Linked DNA regions of Homo sapiens: regions 2 and 3 are each linked to region 1. A link is a contact called in ENCODE Hi-C or POLR2A ChIA-PET data. All regions are on one chromosome and are shown on one strand. Each heading gives the region's core, a stretch centred on a gene start or an enhancer-like site at or near the end of the contact. The rest is flanking DNA. Distances are from core to core; before and after follow the strand shown.

What was found. Hi-C counts contacts between places; a loop is a spot of excess contacts on that map. ChIA-PET counts read pairs that join two places held with the same protein, here RNA polymerase II (POLR2A). Pooled maps may share reads with other maps.
Region 2: a loop to region 1 is called in a map of CD14-positive monocyte, with 4 times the contacts of the local background. The contact joins the enhancer-like site here to the promoter of LINC02404 in region 1. A Hi-C loop is called at or near these places in 2 of 168 maps with a recorded cell type or tissue (B cell and CD14-positive monocyte) and 7 of 50 pooled maps. POLR2A ChIA-PET finds 5 or more read pairs at or near these places in 1 of 52 experiments (T-cell).
Region 3: a map of naive thymus-derived CD4-positive, alpha-beta T cell shows a loop between it and region 1 (6-fold over the local background). The contact joins the enhancer-like site here to the promoter of LINC02404 in region 1. A Hi-C loop is called at or near these places in 7 of 168 maps with a recorded cell type or tissue (B cell, CD4-positive, alpha-beta memory T cell, CD8-positive, alpha-beta T cell and 3 more) and 13 of 50 pooled maps. POLR2A ChIA-PET finds 5 or more read pairs at or near these places in 5 of 52 experiments (CD4-positive, alpha-beta T cell, CD4-positive, alpha-beta memory T cell, T-cell and 2 more).

Annotation. Positions count from the first base shown.
Region 1 is chr12:91,873,866-91,878,212 of GRCh38, forward strand. LINC02404 (long intergenic non-protein coding RNA 2404) reads left to right here and starts at 1,438. Exons shown (of 3, transcript XR_945201.2): 1 at 1,438-1,539; 2 at 3,528-3,624.
Region 2 is chr12:92,499,448-92,503,971 of GRCh38, forward strand. No RefSeq gene overlaps it. Among named protein-coding and RNA genes, the nearest start is that of LINC02397, 35 kb to the left of the region's middle. RefSeq lists an enhancer at 3,381-3,630. Within about 2 kb of position 3,189, at least 6 of the 41 ENCODE cell types and tissues checked have a DNase peak (open chromatin) inside an H3K27ac peak, as active enhancers do; they include B cell and CD14-positive monocyte, where a contact is called at or near this core.
Region 3 is chr12:92,568,125-92,572,733 of GRCh38, forward strand. The region is part of intron 1 of LOC105369905 (a long non-coding RNA gene); the gene reads left to right. Among named protein-coding and RNA genes, the nearest start is that of LINC02397, 100 kb to the left of the region's middle. RefSeq lists an enhancer at 2,398-2,527. Within about 2 kb of position 2,412, at least 5 of the 41 ENCODE cell types and tissues checked have a DNase peak (open chromatin) inside an H3K27ac peak, as active enhancers do.

The DNA.
Region 1 (4,347 bases), core at 188-2,687:
TATCTTGATAGGTGTGTGGGTTACATGAGTGTATGCATTGGTCAAAATTGTACAGTAATTGAATATATATAAATCTTGCCTCAAAAACAACTAAAGAAACAAATATTAATAAAATAGGAGAAAATGGGAAAAGAGGAAAGGTGAAACAAACATGACATTGATAGTTGATAACTACCAAAACCAAGGTCAGGACATGGGGAAATATATCATTCTGTTTATTTTGATATGTTCAAAATTTTCCATCATAAAAACTAAGTATTATCAAATTCTTAGTCATGTGTTGTATTAGGGTAATTAAAATACAAATTAGTAGTGAGTTTGAGGCCAGATTGCTCATCATCCTGGCCCAGTGCAAAAAGCAAATCTGATCATGTTCCCTCCCTTCTTAACAATGTTAACAAACTTTCCATTCTTCACCCTGAAGAATAGTGTGAATTCCTCAGAGTGGCTTTGGTATGAAGAAACTTCATACCATAGATATATGTGCAAAGCAGTGTGCAGAATTCTGTTAGTTATATTATTTATTTAGACTGAGACCATCTCTATGAAGGTTTTATAGATAAAAGTGTATATCAATGAAGGGACTCAAAACTAGATGGATAGTGACAGGGCCTACAGAAAGTTCAAATTTTGGATTCCTTCAGCTTTTTCCTACTTCGATTGTGATAGAAAGAGCTCTAAGATTCTGACTCCTGGAGTCCCCAACCTGTTATAATGTCCTCCCCTTGAATGTGGGCAGAGTAAGTGAATATGGTGGGATATCACTGACTACTAATCATGTGACTTTGAGTTCATCAAAAGGGGGGATGATCCTGGGTGGGCATGACCTAATCAGATGAGTGCTTTAAGGGAAGCGGAAATGGGATAGGGAAGCTCTTCTGTTGGCCTCAGAATGAAGCAAACTGGCATGTTCTGACAGGGCCTATGGAGGGGCTGTGTGGGTGACTTCTAGGACTTAGAGGGGTCTCCAGTTAACAGCTAGTTAGAAATAATTTTCCCAATTGCACAGCTTCAGATAACTGAATTCTGCCAATCACCATGTGAGCTTGAAAGAGGTCCCTGAGCCTCAAACGAGATTATAACCCCAGCCAACTCCATGATTTCAGCCCAATGAGACTATGAACAGAGGACCCAGTTAACCCATACCCAGACCCATAAAAGTCTTCAGATAATACCTACGTGTTTGTGATGATTAATACTGAGTGTCAACTAGATTGGACTGAAGGATGCAAAGTATTGATCCTGGGTGTGTCTATCAGGGTGTTGCCAAAGGAGATTAACATTTGAGTCAGTGGGCTGAGAAAGGCAGACCCGCCCTTAATCTGAGTGGACACCATCTAATCAGCCACCAGCCCAGCTGGAATATAAAGCAGGCAGAAAAACGTGAAAAGACTGGCCTAGCCTCCCAGCCTACATCTTTCTCCCATGCTGGATGCTTCCTGCCCTCAAACACTGGACTCCAGGTTCTTGTTTTGGGACTTGGACTGGCTCTCCTTGCTCCTCAGCTTACAGATGCCTATTGTAGGACCTTGTGATAGTGTGAGTTAATACTTAATAAACTCCCCTTTATCTATCTATCTCTCTCTCTCTCTCTCGTTAGTTCTGTCCCTCTAGAAAACCCTAACTAATACAGTGTTGTTTTGAGCTACCAAGTTTGTGATCACTCATTATGCAGCAGTCAAAAATGAATATGCCCCTTCTCTCCCTATTTCTCTCAATGTTCCAGTCACTCTGAACTTTTCTTAGTTTCCTAATTAAAACATTCCTTCCATAAATTTTGTTCTGCAAGAACTACTCACTTTGCCTGTAATGTCCTTATTATCTTTTCTGCCATTTGATTATTTTTTAACTTTTATTTTAGGTTCAGGAGTACATGTGCAGGTTTGTTATATAGGTAAACTTGTGTCACAGGAGTTTGTTTTGCAGATTATTTTCTCACCCAGATACTAAGCCTAGTATGCAATAGTTATTTTCTCTGCTCTTCTCCCACCTCTCACCCTCAACCCGCAAGTAGGCCTCAGTGTCTGTTGTTTCCTTCTTTGTACGTCCATGAGTTCTCATCATTTAGCTCCTACTTATAAGTGAAACATATGGTATTTGATTTTCTGTTCCTGCATTAGTTTGCTAAGGATAATGGCCTCCAGCTCCATTCATGTTCCTGCAAAAGACATGATCTCATTCGTTTTTATGGCTGCATAGTATTCAATGGTGTATATGTATCACATTTTCTTTATCCAATCTGTCACTGATGGGCATTTAGGCTGATCCCATGCCTTTGCTATTGTCAATAGTGCTGCAATGAACATTCACGTGCATGGGTCTTCAAGGCAGAATGATTTATATTCCTCTGGATATATAGCCAGTAATGGGATTACTGGGTCAAATGGTAGTTCTGTTTTTAGCTCTTTGAGGAATCACCATGCTAATTTTTTCAATGGTTGAAGTAATTTACACTCCCATTAACTGCCTGTTGAGTATTACCCATCCTTCAGAACCCAGATCAACTCTTCCTCTCCTGGAAGACTTGACCAATTGCCCCAGGCAAAGTTTATTCCTCCCTGCTCTAGATTTCCACCATACCCTGTTCTTTCTCTCCCTTCCTTCCTCTCTCTATTTCTCTTAATAGCATATAAATGAGTTGAAAGCAGAAACTCATAATATTCATGCTCAAGTCACTTTGAACTAGGATATAATTATGCTTACAACATAGTAGCCACTCAGTAAATAGCTACTGGGTTAATACACATACTGTTTTTCATTAGAATGCTTCTGGAATTTATTTAAGTTAACAAATATTTATTTTTCAGAGCCTCTGAAAGCTGTAATGGACAATAAGAAGATGAGTAGGGCATGTTTCCTATCTCAAATAAGTGGAATAGGATTTGCACAGAAAAAATAACTGCAAGGCAAAATACGACCTGTGTCACATAAGAAACAGAATCTGGTCTGTTGGGGGCTTCTCAGAGACAAAGAGATGATGGTCCACAGGATGGAGCATCTCTCTGACACTTCCAGTGTGTATTTTAGGGAGGAACACCTTTCCATCATTATTGGGGAGGTTGGAACAAAGAAGGGGAAAAACAATGGCAGTTCTTATCTTTCAGGTAGCTGTATGGTGAGCATTCCTCTCCCAGCAATCTGTTGTTCTTTGTGAGCAGACTGGAGTGTGACAGCTGTGAAAACGATCAAAGGCAGGTCCCAGACAGGAGAGGGCTGATGACAATGCCAGTTTCCCTCTAAGACCCTGTGGACAGCAGGGCCATGAGGGATGCTGTGACACAGAGTCTTGCTTGATGCAGTGTGTGGTGTTACTCACAGGAGTGGGTTCAGCCACTCTTGGTGTGAAACCCAAGGAAAATGTCTCTGCCGCAGCTGATGTCAACATGTACAGCATGTGACCAGCTTGCATTGTAAGTCAGACACCCACATCCTGTTGCTTTACCCTCTCACCAGTTCTCCCTTTAAGTGATTTATCAAAGAGGATATGCCTTATTTTTTTCATATAGACGTCTGTTATTTTTCAGCAGAAAGGAGATGTGTGTATGAGTTCTGCAGAAGTCCACCAAATGTGGGCCAGGGTTATTTCCCTGGTGATGCTCTGAAGCTTTTGCCAAAGGACAAATGGTAATTTGACACATTTAATCATTTGTGTGTTAATTCAACATCACTTAAACACTTCCTTCTTTAAAGAAATCTCATCCATTTAGTTTGCACCATTCAAATAAACTTGCAGAAAATTACGTAGAGTGTTTGCGGTATTAAAGTCCACTTATACTTTAAGCCAATTAGACATTTCGATCTGGCTGTTTCTCTGAGCTTACAAAATGCTGTGGATATAAAGGTGTGGTTATGTTTGATTTGGTTTTATGTTTTTGAACTTTGCCCATTTAATTAACCAGGCTAAAATAATAATCAGATTATTAGATCAATGTAAGTGCTTATAGGAGTTCTTTATTTTGCATTGGATATTTTTAGCTCTGCATGGGAGGAGAGGAAAGAAAAAGAAATCAAGATTTACTGAAAATAAACTAAGATGTTGGAGAAACTTACTCTACTTTTTTCTAGTTCGGAATATCCCTTCAATTCACATAGCTCTGAATCGTTTATGGAATAAATTTGATAGCACCCTAGTTACCTGGGGTAAGAATCACAGAGAAACCCCTCCCTTAGCAGCCACCTCACTGTGGGACTTTCCAACACTTTGCCCAGTCCCTAATGTACTCATTGTAATGATGATGACACATGTCTTGACAATATGTCTCCATGCTCAGAAGTAGAACATCTCCCATGTTTCTGATTGTATTTCAAGCTTTACTAGAGCTGTCTGCCCACCACAGTCTGATGTCT
Region 2 (4,524 bases), core at 1,939-4,438, 630 kb after region 1:
ATCAAAGTGACTGATACAGATCAAGTATGAGTAAGAAGATAATTTAAGATAAGGGTAGGTCTTAGCAAGAAAATAAAAAGAATGGCATGATATAGAATTAGGCTTCTTTTTTGAGAGGTCAGGGGAAGCAGGGCTTCCTGAGAAAAGGTATTTGTGCTAAGAAGTAAATGAAGGAATGGACAGCCATGAAAACAGCAGTGGACAGAGATTTCCAAGAGAGAAAATGGTAAATGTGACACCCTGGGGTAGAAATGAAGCTACCATGTTTGAGAAGCAGAAAAAAGCTAGTATCGCTACTGTGTGAGGAGCAAAGGGAAGAGTGATCAGACATGTGGCTGCAGAGGGTAGACCTTGTAAGACAAGGAAGGATATGAAGTTTGGATTTTATTCTAAAAAACTTACATTCAAATGATGAACATTAGCACAGAGACAAGACAATTTTGGAGATGGCTTCTTTGAGAGCAATTAACTGAGAGTGTGTGATAGAGTAATGAAGATGCTAGGGCTGCCAATCTGGATAGATTGGTTGACAGTTGGGGATTGCAGGGGGGCTATAGGAGAACATGGTCCTGATGGATTTTTTAAAAAACAGAAATATAAAAATCTTGGGGAATGAGGTATTCCTGGGAGGAACACATGCAAAACCTCTGAGGCAGGCATGAGTTTGGATTCTTTAAAAAACTGAAAGATGACCAATAGGTCTGGAGCACAGTGAGCAAGACAGAGAGCTATAGGATGAGGCTGAAGAGGAATTCAGCCCACACTCTGCAGGTCTTGTAAAGCATGGTTAAGAGCTTGGATTTGGTTTGAAAAGCATCTGGAGTCTATTGAAGAATTAAAGTACAGAAATGATATTTTATTTTCCTTATGCTCAAAACACAATGAAATTGAATCAAATACATAGTAATTTATTGAACAGCTCCTAAACTGTGTGCATGGGAATTAAAGAGGCAAGAGATGTACCCTGGTGTTGAGTGGGCACATAGGCCACAAGTGGAAATAGATAGGGGCTCAAAAATCCACATATGCGAGAGTCCAGAAGAGAAATGAATCCATTTATTCCATGAGAGTAATGGCAAGACTAGAGAAGAGAAGACTTTCAACCTGGATCTCACAGGATGAGTGGAGCTCCCTAGGTAGACAAAGAAAGAAGAACCTCATAGAGAGTAGAAATATATGTAAGAGCATGGAATATTTGGCAGGGCTTGCACTATCCAGGGAGTGGGAAACAAGTTAATATTACTGAGTCCATGGAGAAAAAGTGAGAGGAGAGAAATAAAGCTTCAGATGTAGGTCAAGACTTTCAAATATTTAGCTTGGAGAGGGTCTTTTAAGGCTTAATATCAAGAATTGCCACTCATTGTTCCATCATAAACTTGTATTGAGAAACTACTATGTTCCATGCATTCTTTATCATGTGATCACATTTATGATTCACCTAAAAACCACATTTTAGATACAAAATTTGAAGCTTCTAAAGGCAAGTTACTATGCCTAAAGATGCACAGCTAGCAGGTGGCAAGCTGTGAAATCAAACTTGTATTCACTCTCTAAAGGATGTGTTTAGAGAGACTGAGTGGAACTTTATGGTTGGTGAAGGGTTCACATGTAGTAGTAGAGAGAGAAATCACTGAGGGTAGGTTGACTCCAAAGGTAGGTTGGAATCAGATTGAGGAAGGTTACTTTGAATATGAAGCTAAGGAGTTTGTACTAAATCTTGAGATAATAGGAATAAAGATTTTTGAGCAAAGAGTTGACATGATTGCAGTCTTGTTGGGAAGATTTATGAGGTGTCTGTTTACATCAATGTGAATTACCAGGGAAGAGACCAAAGGAAGAAGGGCCTATCAAGAAGCTAGCTCAGGCATATGATGATAGGAGTCTAAACTGAGTGGTGACAACAAAAATGGAAAGAAAGAGAGGAATGAGAGTAATTCCTCCAGGAACGAGTCATTAGGGTTTGGTGACTAGATTAATATAGGCATACGGAAGGTGAGGTTATGAAGAGTAAGTCTAAATAATTATAAGAATGGTGCTACAATATGGCCAGGCGCAGTGTCTCATACCTGTAATCCCAGCACATTGGGAGGCTGAGGTGGGTGGATCACGAGGTCAGGAGTTTGAGACCATCCTGGCCAACATGGTGAAACCCATCTCTATTAAAAATACAAAAATTAGCTGGGCGTGGTGGCACGTGCCTGTAACCCAGCTACTCAGGAGGCTGAGGCAGGAGAATCGCAGGAACCTGGGAGGCAGAGGTTGCAGTGAGCCGAGATCACACCATTGCACTGCAGCCTGGTGACAGTGCAAGACTCCATCTCAAAAAAAAAAAAAAAGGTGCTACAATAAACAGAATAGGGAAGTCAGCAGAAGGACCGAGTTTGAGTGAAGTGAGTAAGATGAAAGAAGATGAATATCAATCATATAAGTTGGATTAGAGGTAACAACATTGAAAGTGAATGTGTAGCTAGAGAGCAGAAGGGGCCTTAGCCAAAAATAATGATTTGAGGTTCATCTGCATAGAGGCAATAGGCAATTAAAATCCTGAGTGGTGGAATCCCACCACTTTGGGAGACTGAGGCAGGAGGATCACTTGAGCCCAGGAGTTCAAGGCCAGCCTGGGCAACATAGTGAAACCCTGACTCTGCAAAAAATGAAAAAAAATTAGCCAGGTATGGTGGCATGTGCCTATAGTCCCAGCTACTTGGGAGACTAAGGCAGGAGGATTGTTTGAGTCCAGAAGGTCAAGGCTACAACAAGCTGTGAATGCACCACCGCATTCCAGCCTGAGTGACAGAGTAAGATCCTGTCTCAAAAAATAAAGTAAAAAAATTAATTAATTAAAAAAAATAAAATATTGAGAGTTTGTAAGTTTCTAAAGAAGGACACAAAAGAGCAGTGTTACAGATGCTACTTGTTTCCAACATCCATTCCCCATCTTGACCTCCCTAACCAAATTCCCATTTGGTTCAGCTATACCCCACCTCCCTTCAGCCATGTGCTTCCCTCAAAGGTGTTTCCAGATACAGAGAGTGGATCCTGAGCAATCTAAGCCAACAGTGGTCCATCCCATCTCTCTCAGGAATGTGCACAGGACACAAAACTAGGTAATGAGACAGAAGTAAAGAGCCTAAGGAGGCAGATGGCTCCCCTGTGCCCCTGGACATTGTCCTATTTCTGTCCTAACTCAAAACCTGGAACTGCTATGCCATCCTCCGCCTCTGAGAGTCAGGCTTCATTGAGCAAAATCATCCCTTGATACAATGAGGAACCATGTCTCTGAAATTACTCAAGAACAACCAAACCTCTGAAATCAGTTTCAAACATCTAAAAACCAGTGAAACACAAAAAAGCCTTAGTCAGAAGCTAAGGAAGACAAAAAAAAAAAAAAATTAAGTTAGGTTCTAAACCAGGTGTCAGGAAAGTGAAAAGAAGCTGGAGATTTTGACAGAGCTTAGGACATGCTGGGGTGAAATACCCAAACAGAGATAAAGTGAACGAGACCTAGGAGACAACATTTGGAGGCAATAATCTTTTCTGACCAGCAAATTCAAAGAGCTGCTCTTCACGGGATTCCTGAGGTGATTCTAGGGACAGCAAAAGGTTATTTCTGAACTATTACACACATTCTCTTTTTTAAGAGAAATACTCACATCGACAGGGCAAGTCATTCCAAAACCAGCCTCGATACAGCTATTACTCAGATTCACCTTGTCAGTATGAAAATATGGGTTGAAATGGACTTTGCTACTTGAAATTAAGTGTGATCACACTCAGTAGCCAAGAGAAGCACTCCAATCCAAACTGCAATTATGAGAGGCTGGGAGCCACAGGGAGTGGGGTGTAGCATTCAGAAAAAGAGAAGGGGTTCATTCTCTGGGATTTTCCCTGTTTGCAGCCTGAATCCCACATGAATGTTCTTTCTCTTCCGTCATTCGTTTTTCCTGCGTTCAGCATCCTCTTCTCACTTCTCCCTCACAGTTATCTCTCCCTTGGAGAGAGTAATCTGGACCCTTGGGTGACAGTCATATGTGGCTTTCACGAGCTGCTGGAATTAACTAAAACTCACTCTTTCCCAATAAATCTCCCCTGAGCCGACACACAGCAGCTGCGAATTCCCAGCATGGGCCTGGACAAAATGCTAAGAAAAACTGGCTGTGTTCCTGAATCTTGCTCGTCATTGGTCCCCAAGAATCCTGGACATTGACACCCAGATATTCCAAAACGATTTGTGCTTTTCCAAGCTCGGCTCTTTACTTAACCTGCCTTGAAGATTTGGCACTATAATTTCCCAGAAGTGCAGGCTGGGCTTGTTTTGAGAAAAGGTGAAATGGACAAGAGACAGAGTTCAGAAAATAGTGATTAAATACAAACAGCACCAGCTATTAAGCAAGAGTCAAGGCCAGGAAATGCAAATAAAATTGCCGAGGGTTGTTTAGACAGTGGCCACTCAGAAGGAGAGGTAATATTTGGTTGTAAAGTGAGGCCACAGACATCTTTTCTGATTTAATGAATTTGTGATAG
Region 3 (4,609 bases), core at 1,162-3,661, 700 kb after region 1:
CCTAATGTAGAGGACACGTTGATGGGTGCAGCCAACCGCCATGGCATGTGTATACCTATGTAACAAACCTGCACGTTCTGCCCGTGTATCCTAGAACTTAAAATATTTTTTAAAAAATAGATAATATTGGTTACTATTTTACTGTTAAAGATCAAACCAGGAAGACTAACAGATAATTAGTAGGAATTATGAAAAATAAGTAACAAAACGGGAGGAAAGCAAATTGCTAATTTGAATGATAAAAGAGATTCTGTTCAATTGAAAGCCTTAAGATTTCAGATGGGAAGAGCCCACCAGTGGCTGTAAAATGACTTCTACCACGTGATCACGGCTCAAAGGAAAAAGCAGAAAGGAAAAGCAGATCATATCATCTGCAAAAGAATGAGAATCAAGCTGGCATTAAATTTCACATTAGCAATACTAAATGCTCAGGAAAAAGGAATAATGCCTTTAAAATTCTGAGGAAAACATATTTTTAAACTATATTCTCTATACCTAATTAAATTACTATACAGGTGTGAACATAGATCACATTTGCATGTACTGATTTTCACACATTCAAAGAATCAGAAAAGCTGCATCTCACATACAGTTTCTTAGGAATTGTGTTGAGTGTGTCTTTCAATAAAAGGCTGGAGTTCCACAAATGAGGAAAGCAGCCCAACAAAGAAGAGACAGTTGTATAGGAGGCCTAGACAACAAGTACAGACAAGAGTAACAGGATGAAGCACTCTTCCCTGAAGTAGCTTCAGAAGAAGGAAGTTTCTGGAAAAATTTTAACCAAATCTCTGATGCAATGGACAAAAAAGTTGGGCACGTAATAAAGGCAAATAGTACTTTTAAAAAGCCAGTTAGCAACTTCAGAAAAATTAAAAGCTGTACAAGACAGGAAATATAACAGCACACTTCTTGACACTGTGATAAACAATACTGTTTTGAGTCCCCGTGTAAACACTATTCATTGATTTACAAAGTTACAGACAAAGATGATGGAATTACAATTAGAGAGCAGAAGGCAAATCTTACTAATCTCAACATCATGTAGGAACAGCAAAAACGGAGGGAAGCAAATTGTTAATGTGAATGATAGAGGAGAGTTTGTATAGCTGAAATACAAGATTTCAGATCAGAAGAGCTCGCCAGTGGCTGTAAGAAGACTTCCATCTAGGATCATGACTTCAAGAAAAAAGCAGAAAGGAAAAGCAGGTTATCTGCCAAAGAATGAGGATCAAGCTGGCATTAAATTTCACATCAGCAATACTAGATGCTCAAGAAAAAGGAAGAATGCCTTTTTATTGGGAGATGGAAGTGGAAGAAAAGGACTGAAAAGATGAGGACTCACAATAAATTGCTTACTGTTAAAGGAACAAATGTTTTCCTTACATAACCAATAAAGGTCTAAAATAGAAATATGACTAACGGGAGATATTGAGTGACTTAAGTTACATTCTCATCTGTCAGTGTAGGAAAACAAATATCATATATAAAACTAATAACTCAAGAGTTATCAATGTAAGCATATTATTCAGAGATAGAGAGGTTACTAACCAAAAAATGCTATAAAAATTAAAAGTTACATGTGTGGAGAGACATTGAGGATAAGAGGAGTGGGACAGGAATGATTACTCTTCAGCTGGAGTGCTTTTGTCTTTTGTTATTGTTGTTATATGGAATTTTCTCTTTTTGATAAAATTTTTAAATGGTTAATATAAAAACTCAAGTATACAAATGTTACTAAGACATGTGCAATCCACTATTAGACACAGTTGATCAAATTTATGTAAAACTTAAGCGACAAAGTATTCTTCTACAATATATTTAATGCTGAACATGATTTCAGGACAGGGAGATGCTCACTTTATTTTGATAAACAGCCATTAATTCTCTAATGTTCAAACCCAACAAGATGTAGAGTGTTCTCCAGTATCGCCTTCCATTTGGAGACATCTGTGCTCATTGATCTACAAAGGGCAGGGAATGCCTGATTATTTTATTATGTCATTTGCTACTACAGGAATTATTCATGATCATTTACCAGCAAGCTGAGAACACGTGGGGCTGATATCTTGATTCAGAACACCAAGCCTAAAAGGGATACAAGTACTTAGTAAATTTAGAAGCCGATTCCACTCTACCACCAGCACCCCCTTCATCTTACCTTTAAACACATGCATTTATCACCATCTACCTTTAAACACATGCATTTATCACCAGAAACTGTATGTGCATTTTGCAAAGAATGTCCTTTTGTGCAGCAGAGAACAAAGGGATTTTTCTGCAAAACGATACTGAAACCTGATCACTGATGCATACTCTCTTGCCAGCATCTTGCCTATTGAATATCATCCCAGCCTATTATTCCCATATTGTTCTCTTTGGAAAACAAAAAGATGAGGAGTCCATTTAAAGTGCTCAAACAGCACCCTCTGCTGGTTGAGTTTAAGCTGAAGATTTGATGTGTAGCAGGGCTTAGTGACACATGGCAGAAAGAAGAAAAGAAAGCAAGGGAAAAACTGTAGACCAGGATGCATAAGGCAAACATAAATAGAACTCCATCAGTAATTTTGGTTACATATAAGGAAACGGATATTTTAGGCATCATAGCACATATATAGTGCAAAGACACTGTATTAATTCCTAATAGAATACTCCGTTCTTACAAAAAGAATATATTGAGCGACTTTGCATATTACCTTCAAGTTCTTTACTTTACAAAATAATTCACAAATTCCCCCAGTGAGTTCCTCTAGTGCTCTGAATATGTGGCATGACTTACACTCTATCTTTGGGTAACATATTAACTGTGCAAAACTAACTGCAAACTGTTTCTTAGGTCACAGACCAGGGCTCTTCATGATACCAGAGATACCTGCACTTACGTGACGTGTTTTTAAGTGTTTAGGAAACATTCAAAATTAATTTTTAATGTCTTGCTAATATGTAAGAAACAAGGGTTTGGAGATGGCAAGATTAATTTCTCCAACAAAGAAAAAAATGAGTAGCATATGTTCTCCAGGGCAGGGGATCTGGAGATCTGTTTTGCTTAATATAGTATAAATTCTTAATATATTGAGTAGCAATTAAAAACAAGTGCAGTCTTACATTTTAGAAGAGTGGAGCTAGGATTTTTTTATATCTTTGACTAAAAATCAATTAGATATTCAGCTCTCCCTGCTTGCCCAGGGAGTGGAGTTCACTTCCCATTCTCACTAAGCGTTGGTAGCAGAGAAAACAGTCAACAGATTTTAGACAGTTACATAGTGAGACACCCTACGGGCCTTTATTCTGTTTCCTCCAAAGTAAGAGCAGGGGAAATTTAAATGTCCACAGTCACCAAGCCATAAAGTACATGAACGGCACACACTGAGTTTGAGGAAAAGCACGTGATCCTCTTGGTCTATCTTTAATTTTTGGTGGAGACAACAATATCAAGAAACAATTATCCACTATAAGAAAAGCAACAGTGCAAATATGATGATAAACGATAACTGAAGCCTTGCTTTGATGTTAGGGAGAAAATTAGGAGTAGGAAGACTGATGAAATGGAGAGTGTGTGCCTCACTTAAACTGGCCAGATACCGCCAGATGCGGTAGCTCATGTCTGTAATCCCAGCAATTTGGGAGGCTGAGGTGGGCGGATCACTTGAGGTCAGGAGATCAAGACTATCTTGGCTAACACGGTGAAACCTCATCTCTACTAAAAATACAAAAAATTAGCTGGGCGTGGTGGCATATGCCTGTAGTCTCAGCTACTCAAGAGGCTGAGGCAGGAGAATCGCTTGAACCCGAGAGGCAGAGGTTGCAGTGAGCCGAGATCACGCCACTGTACTCCAGCCTGGCAACAGAGTGAGACTCCGTCGCAAAACCAAAACAAACAACCAAAAAAACTGGCCAGATACTTAGCACTTGTCATTGCAGCCATGAAGCCCACAGGGACCAGGGTTGCCACATCATTTGATGATTCAAGAGGAGCTTGAAATCAGAATATTTACTCTTTGGGGCTCAAATCTTCACAAAAGAGTCTGTGAGCCAAAACAGAAAAATATTTACAAACTAAATTTATCCCATGGGCCAGCAGTGTCCAACTACCACAGACTCAAAGTTCTTTCCTTCTGCCTCAGGGCCTTTGTACATGCTCATCATTCTTCCAGTAATTTTCTTCTCTCATTCCCCCTGCCTTCCTCCTAGTTAACTACACTCATCCCTCTGATATTGACTCAATTGCCACTGCCTCCAGGAAGTCTTTTCTGATCGCTAGATTAGGTTAGGCCTCCTTGTGATATGATCTCCCACTTTTCTGCATCTTTTCATCATAGCACATAGCACAGTTTGTAATTATATGTTTATTTGTATAATTTGAATTTTTTTCTCCTCCACCATGAGGTCAGAGGCCATGTCTCTGTTGTTCAGCAGCACATTGCCTATAATAAAGGAGGTATTGGTAAATAATTGCTAAATGAATGGTTAATAACTTTAAAGTAGCTCTTCATAGTCATAGCTGGAGCTATTCGTCTGTGATTAATATCACAGGAACCCTTAGATTTGGGCATGAAGGTGGGAAGGTCTGGGTTTGAATCTTAAACAGCCTACTTACTGTCTGAGTAAGTTG